Regions from separate parts of the Mus musculus genome. Here region 2 is linked to region 1. The links are chromatin contacts, found by Hi-C or POLR2A ChIA-PET in ENCODE. All regions are on one chromosome and are shown on one strand. Each heading gives the region's core, a stretch centred on a gene start or an enhancer-like site at or near the end of the contact. The rest is flanking DNA. Distances are from core to core; before and after follow the strand shown. Region 1 has its middle 14 kb from the start of Prrc2b. Region 2 overlaps Prrc2b (proline-rich coiled-coil 2B).

Evidence for each region. Hi-C counts contacts between places; a loop is a spot of excess contacts on that map. ChIA-PET counts read pairs that join two places held with the same protein, here RNA polymerase II (POLR2A).
Region 2: a map of T-helper 17 cell shows a loop between it and region 1 (1.9-fold over the local background). The contact joins two enhancer-like sites. A Hi-C loop is called at or near these places in 3 of 37 maps with a recorded cell type or tissue (T-helper 17 cell and left cerebral cortex). POLR2A ChIA-PET finds 5 or more read pairs at or near these places in 4 of 5 experiments (Patski and embryonic stem cell).

Annotation. Positions count from the first base shown.
Region 1 is chr2:32,134,923-32,139,946 of GRCm38, reverse strand. No RefSeq gene overlaps it. Among named protein-coding and RNA genes, the nearest start is that of Prrc2b, 14 kb to the left of the region's middle. Within about 2 kb of position 1,991, at least 1 of the 3 ENCODE cell types and tissues checked has a DNase peak (open chromatin) inside an H3K27ac peak, as active enhancers do.
Region 2 is chr2:32,171,942-32,176,614 of GRCm38, reverse strand. All of the region lies in intron 1 of Prrc2b (proline-rich coiled-coil 2B), which reads right to left. Among named protein-coding and RNA genes, the nearest start is that of Prrc2b, 23 kb to the right of the region's middle. Within about 2 kb of position 2,019, at least 2 of the 3 ENCODE cell types and tissues checked have a DNase peak (open chromatin) inside an H3K27ac peak, as active enhancers do.

The DNA.
Region 1 (5,024 bases), core at 742-3,241:
CCACAGGAAGGGTACAAGGTCCCTTTAGAGGATCTTTGTTCCTTCTGGCAGTTACAAAGTTTTACAAACAAAAATTTTTTAAGGAAAGTTTGTAAAGACATCCAGGTGACTAAGCTGATCTCATGACTCTGTCGTAACTTCCCAGTGTAAGGTAGGTTTGAGATGGTCTCAGGTCCAGCTGCCTGGATATAGCAGCCAAAGGCAGGATGGAGTACTTAAATCACTGGTCCACAGTCACAAAGGATGGATGCTACTGGGATACAGGTCTTCCACACCCCAGTGGACACCAAGCTCAGACAATCGCCACAGGGGGAATGACAAACCAGGGGGGCCCAGGTGTGCATCAAGAATAATGAGAGAGTAGGGTTCTCTGAGCCAGGTCCCCATAGGTCAGGGGCCCGTGGAGTTCCATGCAGAGCTGTGAGCAATGGCTTTTCCCAGATGCTCGGCCCTAGCCTCAACTCTCAGGAGAGGTTACAGGTTCTAGTATTTTCAAAGGAGAATTAACTAATGAAATACCAGACAGTTTGGCTAAGTCTCGGGCCAGGCGGCTGCAATGTTTCTGGCCCTTATTGACTTCTTTAGCCTCATTTCTTCCCTGTTTCCTTTTTACCCACAAGGCTTTTCCTCACCTCTGGACCTCTGATGGTGTGAATCCTTCCCATTTCCTGTTAACTCCCTTCGCATGGGTGTGTCCTACCCACCCCTCCGGACTCAGCTTGCTGGTGTTCCCCATGGGTACCTATCTCCAAATTACCACTGTCAGATTTTCTGATTTCCCTCCCTTGGTCCTCACTTAACTGCTTAGGAGACTGGAGATAGCAGTCTGGTGGTGTGCACTGGGGGAGGAGGAGATAGTGTTGTGATGTCCATGTTCATTGCTTATTATGGGTTAGGCATCATTCTGAACATGTTGATACAAACTCACTTGATCTTCACAAGAATCTAGAGACAGCTTCTGTTTATACCTTCATTCTAAAGAAGATATTGTATGAAAGGGTTACATGCCTTGCTTGAAATAGCTAAGAATGTATGTTCAGGGCCTGGCCTCAACCCAGGCAATCTGTCTCCAGGGCTTACACACACATTTGCCAGGCGCCTGCCTCTCTACAGACAATAAAAGGAAAGTCTGCAGAGTGAAGTGCTGCTACCCCGGGGGAGGGTACAAAAGGACCCTCTGGGGTAAAAGAGGGAAACATGATCTTTTTATTTCTGATTATCTGATCTAAAAAAAACAAAACCAAAAAAACCACTTCAGTAATATGCAGCATACAGACTGACCAGGGACCCTTATCTCAGCTGAGGGTCAATCCATGTAAATCCATATTAGTACAATTTCATATTGTTCTGACTTCCTCAAAGAACCAAGCGGGCATCTGTTGCAGTGCTCGCTAAGTGGATTAATGCCCTAAGCGTTTTTGTCCTATTTAAACTAACGCTCATAGAGTGGATGAATTTTCAAAGAATCACATTCTAGAGGGTGTGGTGATGCTCGCTTGTAATCTCAGAACTCAAGGGGAGGAGGCAAAAAGATCAGTTCAAGATCCTCGTACACACAAGGAGTTCAAAGCCAGCCTAGGCTTTACTAGACTCTGTCTCAGAAAACAAAACAAAACAAAAAAAAAAAAAAATATATATATATATATATATATATATATATATATATATATATATATTTCATGCAGTGTACTACAGACGGGTCATCAAACCCAGGAATAGCACAGCCTGCAACGCCTCAGCGTTCCCGCGCATGCGCAGATCCGTGTTATCGCGGGGTAGAGGGTGGGGCCTTATAGCCGCATCCCTTTCCTTTCCCCCTCTTGTTTTTTTTTGGGGGGGAGGGGCAGGGGTTTACTGTCTCGCATTGTGATTGGACGAGCTATGGTCGGGGGTAAGCGATTGGGTGAAGTTTCTGCCTCTCTCCCAGAAATTTGCTCCGATTGGCTGAGATTCCGCGACGCGCTGTGAGGTCATCCGTACTGCGACGTCCGGCAGATTGTGGGGCTGGCAGCGCCCGGTTGTTATTGGCTGCTGTGCGGTCCGGGTCGCCCGGGATCCGGCCGCAGCGGGTTTCCTCGAGTTTGGAACCCAGGCTTGGTAACTTAGTAAGCAGCTAGGAGCAGTCAGTCCCCTGCAGATACAGAACACCGGGCTGTCTGTCTTGTGTTTCAGAGACGGGGTTTCTCACTCAAGTCACGCTCTGTCTGGGCAGCGAGCTGCTGAAGTCATCCTCCTGTCTCCGCCTTTCCAGCTCTGCGGTTTTCCACCACGCATGGTGCTGGAGATTGAAATCACGTCCTCCTGCCTTCATGGCTAGCCGTTTTCCCACCGAACTCTTTCCTTAGCCACCACTAGTCAAAGGCCAGTTGCTGGGCGGCCTTATTAACCGGTCTCTGGTGGCAGGAGAGGAACTTCAGGGGAAGTGTAACCAGCCAAAGGCTTTGCAAAGTTGGTCTGAAGTTCTGAGGCCTGTAGAAAGCGAATCGTACCCAACCACATTTTGTTATTGATCTTGTTTGGTTTTTTGTTTTTCCAAGGCAAAATCCTCTCTATAGTCTTGTTTGTCCTGGTTCTGACTTAAAAAAAACACCAGGTATGAACATGAGGCACATGTATACGTGCAGACAAAATACTCATGCACATCAAATACATATCTAACAAAACCACAAAATAATAATAAAAGTGGAGAGCTATTAGGAAGGCATGTAAGGTCGCCTGTGGCCTCCAGGAGTTCATGCAGAAATGTTATAAATTAGCTGGGCGGTGGTGGCACACGCCTTTAATCCCAGCATTTGGGAGGCAGAGGGAGGATTTCTGAGTTCGAGGCCAGCCTGGTCAACAAAATGAGTTCCAGGACAGCCAGGGATACAGAGAAACCCTGTCTCAAAAACCAAACAAACAAACAAACAAAAAGTTATAAATTTGTCAAAGTGGACCAACTGTCCTCAGAGAAATGAGAATACTTGTACACAAAAGTTTATAACAGCTGTGACCAGAAAGATGTACCCACCCTCATTAGTCCCCAGCTCATGTGTGTTGTTACTGGACCTGCGTGGGGAATGGGCGGGTGTGACTAAGGATCCCAGCAAATACAGTGGAATCCTTGGGGCTGACAACAGTTGCAGAGGTGATTGATGGTTGTGCTCTTGGGACATGAGGAAGGGACCATGAGCTAAGGGACTAACGATAAACTCGACAGCATTTGGATCTCTTAAGAAGCAGACTGAAGGCTGGAAGATGGCTCAACGGGTAAGAGCACTGACTGCTCTTGCAAAGGTCCTGAGTTCAAATCCCAGCAACCACATGGTGGCTCACAACCACCTGTAATGAGATCTGACGCCCTCTTCTGGTGCATCTGAAGCCAGCTACAGTGTACTTAGATATAATAATAAATAAATCTTTAAAAAAAAAGATTGTTTTAAAAAGAAAGGAAGAAAGAAAGAAAGCAAGCAAGCAAGCAAGCCGGGCATGGTGGCGCACACCTTTAATACCAGCACTTGGGAGGCAGAGGCAGGCAGATTTCTGAGTTCAAGGACAGCCTGGTCTACAAAGTGAATTCCAGGACAGCCAGGGCTATACAGAGAAACCCTGTCTTGAAAAACCAAAAAAAAAAAAAGAAGAAGAAGAAGAAAAAGAAGAAGCAGCAGCAGCAGACTGGGTCAGGAGTTAGGGGTGGGGGAGGCTTAGAGGACAGGGTCACAAACGGCCTGAGAAAATTAAAACATGAAGGTATCATTTCTTATAAAAATAATTTTATTTTATGTGCATTGATGTGAGGGTGTCAGATCCCCTGAAACTGGAGGTACAGACAGTTATGAACTTCATGTGGTTGCTGGGAATTGAACCCAGGTCCTTGGAAGAGCAGCCAGTGCTCTTAGCCACTGAGGCATTTTTTTTTTTCCAAGACAGGGGTTTCTCTGTATAGCCCTGGTGATCCTGGAACTCGCTCTGTTGTAGACCAGGCTAGCCTTAAACTCAGAGATCCACCTGCCTCTGCCTCCTGAGTCTGAGTGCTGGGATTAAAGGTGTGCACCACCTTGGCCCAGCCTGTCAAAACAACAGAAAAACAACAAAACTGTAACAAATAAAACAGCAGCAATCTGTGGAGGATCTGAAATTTAGTTCTTCATCAGCAAATATCAAAAGCTGACAGAGCCAGGCTGCCACAAGTCCTCTGTCAGCAGACAGGGCTCCACACAGATGATGCAGATGACACTGGCATGTGCTGCCACCAAAAGTAACATTTGATTGTGAGTCTTACTCTGTAGCCCAGGCTGGTATTGAACCCATAGCAATCTTCTTGCCAGCCTCATGTCTGAGTCAGCATGGCTCCATGGAGAGTTTGAAGCCATCATGGTCTATATGAGACCCCATCTCCAAACAATATATATATATATATATATATATTTGCAACAGAGTAGAGTCAGATGCAGTGGGATAGAGACAGGGGGTTGAGAGTTTGAGGCCAGCCTGGCCTACACAAGGAAATTTCACTAACAAAACCAAAGAATCCAGAAACCAAACCATATACATAGATAGATAGATAGATAGATAGATAGATAGATAGAAAGAAAGAAAGAAAGAAAGAAAGAGGGTTTCTCTGTATAGTCCTGGCTCCCTGACTTACTCTGTAGACCAGGCTGGCCTCAAATCTGCCTCCCAAGCACTGGGATGAAAACCATTCACCACCACTGCTTAGCTATGCCAGGCGTGGTGGCGCACGCCTTTAAACCCAGCACTCGGGAGGCAGAGGCAGGCAGATTTCTGAGTTTGAGGCCAGCCTGGTCTACAGAGAGAGTTCTAGGACAGCCAGGGCTTCGCAGAGAAACCCTGTCTCGAAAATAAATAAATAAATAAATAAATAAACAAGACAAAAGGCCTCCTGCGTTCGTACCACTATCTCTTATTGAATTTAAGCTTATATAGCTTTTACCTAGCTTTGTATGTAGTGTGTGTGTGTGATCCCTGAAGTTGACATTGGGACTTTCCTCCAACAGCTTCCATTTTATGCACTGAGGTGGGGT
Region 2 (4,673 bases), core at 770-3,269, 37 kb before region 1:
GAGACAGGGTTTCTCTGTGTAGTCCTGGCTGTCCTGGAACTCACTCTGTAGACCAGGCTGGCCTCGAACTCAGAAATCCGCCTGTCTCTGCCTCCTGGGATTAAAGGTGTGCGCCACCACGCCCAGCTTTTTTTTTTTCTTTTCTTTTTCTTTTTTTTTTTTTTGGTTGCCTCCCCCTTTCAAACCCCTGACCTTACCCAGGGATCCCCTTCCTTTTTCTCTCCTATCGTGCCAGGGGTTGAAAGAGTGAAAGAACGAACCAAAAGTAGCCAAAGTCCAACTACAATGGCCTGTGCATGACTGACTTTTTTTTTTTGTATGTGATTACACTGTTGTTCTTTTCAGACACACCAGAAGAGGGAATTGGATCCTAGTGATCGTGAGCCACCATGTGGTTGCTGGGATTTGAACTCAGGACCTCTGGGAGAGCAGTCAGTGCTCTTAACCACTGAGCCATCTCTCCAGCCTCCACCCACAACTGCTTCTTGAACTGTGTGTTCCCAGTGAATGCAACCACTCACTCCAAAGGCACGAGGTTCCTGTGATGCCCCGAGCATGCAGGGAAGTGCAGGGCCTGGGAATCTTCCCCCCACCCCCCACCCCCCAGACAGGGTTTCTCTGTGTAGCCCTGGCTGTCCTGGAACTCACTCTGTAGACCAGGCTGGCCTTGAACTCAGAAATCCTCCTGCCTCTGCCTCCCAAGTGCTAGGATTAAAGGCGTGCGCCACCACGGCCAAGCAGGCCCGCACCACAGCTACACAGCAGTGCACTGAGTTTGGAACCTGCTGCCCACACCTTTGGTATCCCAGACTTCAGTCACCTCACTGCTGACAGGCTACTACTGGTCAAGAACTCTCAAGCGCAGGGCAACTCTAGCCAAGTACAGCCATGTGACTCTTACTTCTGTGTCAAGCCAGCCATCTCTTCCCAGGCACTGGGGATGTTACAGAAACAACCCCTCAGGGGCTGGGAGGGGCCTGGCCTGGGTTCCATCAACAGTCACAGGTGGAGACCACACAAGTGGAAGGTGGTCTGCCCAGGCACCCTGAAAGGTGGAGACATTTTACGCCTGCTCTTTATAAAGTACATTACAGATCTTGCTTAGAACACTGTATGGGTCTTTCAGTCAGCTATTCCATAGCTGTTAGAATTCCCACATTAACTCTCCCCCAGAGCCTGCCTGTTTGAGGCCTGGCCCAGCCTACACCCACCTGGCTCTTCCGCCTGCCAGCTGCTTCTCACAGCACAGCACAGAAGCCCTGGCTGTCGGTGGGCTTTCAAGCGGCTCCAGATATCTGCCCATCTTCTACCCATCCTCACACACTCCCACCCACCCCCAGCTTGGAGGCGAGGACGGCAGGAAGCAAGCCTGGGCAGGCATTGACTGTCAATCAGGAAGCTGCCGGGCCCTGCTGGGCAGGTCAGGGCCCAGTGCCTTGCAGCCTGACTCACACCTGGGTCTATGGGACAGGACTGGCCCAGACACTCCAGGTCCTGGCTGGGAGCGTGGCCCAACCTGGTGCATAGCCACAGCTGTCTGCTGCCTTCTGTTCTTTTTGTAGGTGACAACCTTTTTATCTCCAAACAAAATCTAACCTGGGACGTTAGTAGCATAGAGAAAACTGGAAGACACTGCAGACGCCATGGCCAGCCTGGGACCCTCTTGCCCTACAGTAGCAGCTAAGGCTCAGATGCACTGTGAAAATCACTGGCTAAAGAGAAAATACTGCTTTTAGGCAGATGAGGAAAAATATCCCTCACAAAGACAGCTCTAGAGAAAGAACTAATAAAGACAAGCTATTTAGAAGTCTAAGTATGCACACGTTGGCTCGTGATCTAAAGACGACAGGGGCCCAGGCTGGGATGAAACAAAAGCCACCCAAGAGATTCCGGCCAACAAAGGCACTGACACCCAGGCCACGCCTCTCCAGACAGGGCCCGCCTGTCCAGCAGGTTCTGGCTGGCTGTCCTCCACAGGGTCTGTCTCCCAGCACACTGTTTTATCAAAAGCCATTTCCGGGTAACAGGATTAATTTCACTCAGCATTTGGGTAGAAGCCAGTGTCAGATGACTGACCAGGCAATCTGGACTGGCCTGACTGGGGGGTGGGGTGGGGGCAGCGACAGCTGCCATGGCATTCCTGAGCACCGGACCCCCGCCCCCAGGCACTCACAGGTCCCTGACTCTTCACAACACCCTTTTAGAAGATACCCCTGTGTCAGCATTCACGTCCAGTTGTTGGGACTGAGATCTTATCCAAGGTCAAAGAGCCCAGGGCCTAGACTCCGGGCTGCAGCTGCTGCTGCGGCACCAGCATGATTGCAGTAGGCAGGAAAGATGAGGATGGATCCTGACAGCCGTCAGCCCAGGCGCTCATGGGCGGTCTGCAGATGTCAGTGCAGGATGACAGAGCCCTAATTCACACCCTGACTTCACAGGCCAGGCTTTCTCAGGGAAAGCCCATTCTCTTCACAGCCTCCCTGATGCTAGTACCATCTCCTGCCTTCTCAGTCTTCGCCCTCAAGACCTGGGGAGTGCATCAACCATACTGATGAAGCACCTCTGCCAGCTCAGAGCACGGTGGTCACTTGGAGAGGCTATACCATCGAGTGCAGCTAGCTAAGGCCACGGCTGGGAGGCACCCAAAGGAAAGGAGGTAGATGTGGAAGGTAGGGCAGGCCATCATCAGACAAGACAGCAGAACTATGACCTGCCCAAAAAGAGAGCAGGTGAGGTAAAAAACCTAGGAACCGGAGGCTGGAGAGATGGCTTAGCAATTAAGAGCACTGACTGCTCTTCCAAAAGTACTGAGTTCAAATCCCAGTAACCACATGATGGCTCACAACCATCCATAACAAGATCTGACTTTCTCTTCTCAAGTGTCTGAAGACAGCTACAGTGTGCTTACATATAATGATTAAATAAATCTAAAAACAAAACAAAACAAAACAAAACCTAGGAACCGGCTACTGGGTGGGCGACAGGGCTCAGCAGGACAATGGTGCTTGCGGCCAGGCCTTATGTGCAGGTGTGAATGAGAGCTGCTCCTCCCCCATGGCTTCAGATATTTAAACATTCAGTCCCAGATTATGGCATCGTTTCATGGAATCTCCAAAACATCAGTTCAAATATTTACATCACGATGCATAACAGGAGTAAAATTAGGTATGAATTAGCAATGAAATAACTTTATGGTTGGGGTCCACAGCATGGGCACTGTAAAGGGCTGCGGCACTGGGAAGGCTGAGAACCTCGGCTCTAGGAGGTGCAGCTTTGCAGAAGTCTCTCAGGTCAGTAGGGTTTTTAGCTTGGCTCACTTGCTCTCTATTCTCCCTGATGAAGATGTGATCTTGGGCTGGAGAGATGGCTCAGCAGTTAAGAGCACTTCCAGAGGTCCTGAGTTCGATTCCCAGCAACCACATGGTGGCTCACACCTATCTATAATGGAATCTGATGCCCTCTTTGGGTATGTCTAAGGACAGCTACAGGGTACACACGTACATAAAATAAGTAAATATTTAAAAAAAAAGAAAAGCCGGACGTGGTGGCGCACGCCTTTAATCCCAGCACTCGGGAGGCAGAGGCAGGCGGATTTCTGAGTTCGAGGCCAGCCTGGTCTACAAAGTGAGCTCCAGGACAGCAAGGGCTATACAGAGAAACCCTGTCTCAAAAAAAAACAAAAAACAAAAAACAAAACAAAACAAAACAAAAAAACCAAAAAACAAAGAGAGAGAAAGAGAGAGAGAGAGAGAGAGAGAGAGAGAGAGAGAGAGAGAGAGACTCTGTCTCCAAACCAAAAAAAAAAAAAGATGTGATCTCACTTCCCAACTTGGTGGCCTACTGTCAGGTCCCTAGCTTGCTCCCCAAAGCCATGTGGTAGACAGAGAGTAGCCACTTTCAAAGGTGTCCTCTGACCACTTCACAACATACGATAGCATGAGTGTCCTCAAACACATTACACACATGCACACACACACATTTTTAAAATGTAACAAAAATTAAACTTTAATTTTCATAAATTTACTTATTAAATCTCACTCAAAAATTAAAGAATAACACAAAACCCAGGCAGAAGATCAGAACAGCCATCATTGTGCCGGCTCTGCCAAAAGGCATCTGCCTTAGGAAGGCCCAGAGCCAGGAGCAGTGATGCCCGTACCCTCAGCCTTCAGAGGTAGAAACAGGAACATCATTCATTCAAGGCCAGCCTGGGTTACATATGTGAACCCTGCCTGAAAAAAGAAATGTTTTCTAACTCCACTGTTTATTTCAGACATTTCAATGCTCACAGGCCAATACATGCTCCAAACACTGGACCACTTGGTGCTGTGGGACACAGACATATGAGCAGCCATCTGGTATTCGGAGAACAGAAAGTCCCAAACATCTCATATATACAAGGCCAGGCAAAGAGCACCGGAGCTGCGCTGGGACCTCCTGCCTGACGTATCACCGTAAGCGGCACAGTAAAAATAACACACGGGGGCAAAGAAACCTTATTCGCAAGAGCAAGATCACACCAACCTCGAGCTGCTGGCTTTCTGCCTGACCTCTGGTGTAAAAACAGCAGGGAAATGAAGAGGAATCCAAGCAAGAGGATTCCACAGGTGTCAGCGTGGGTCAGCCCAGCTCGGGCCACCTCCTTCAGGACTTCTCTATGTGGCATTCAGAAA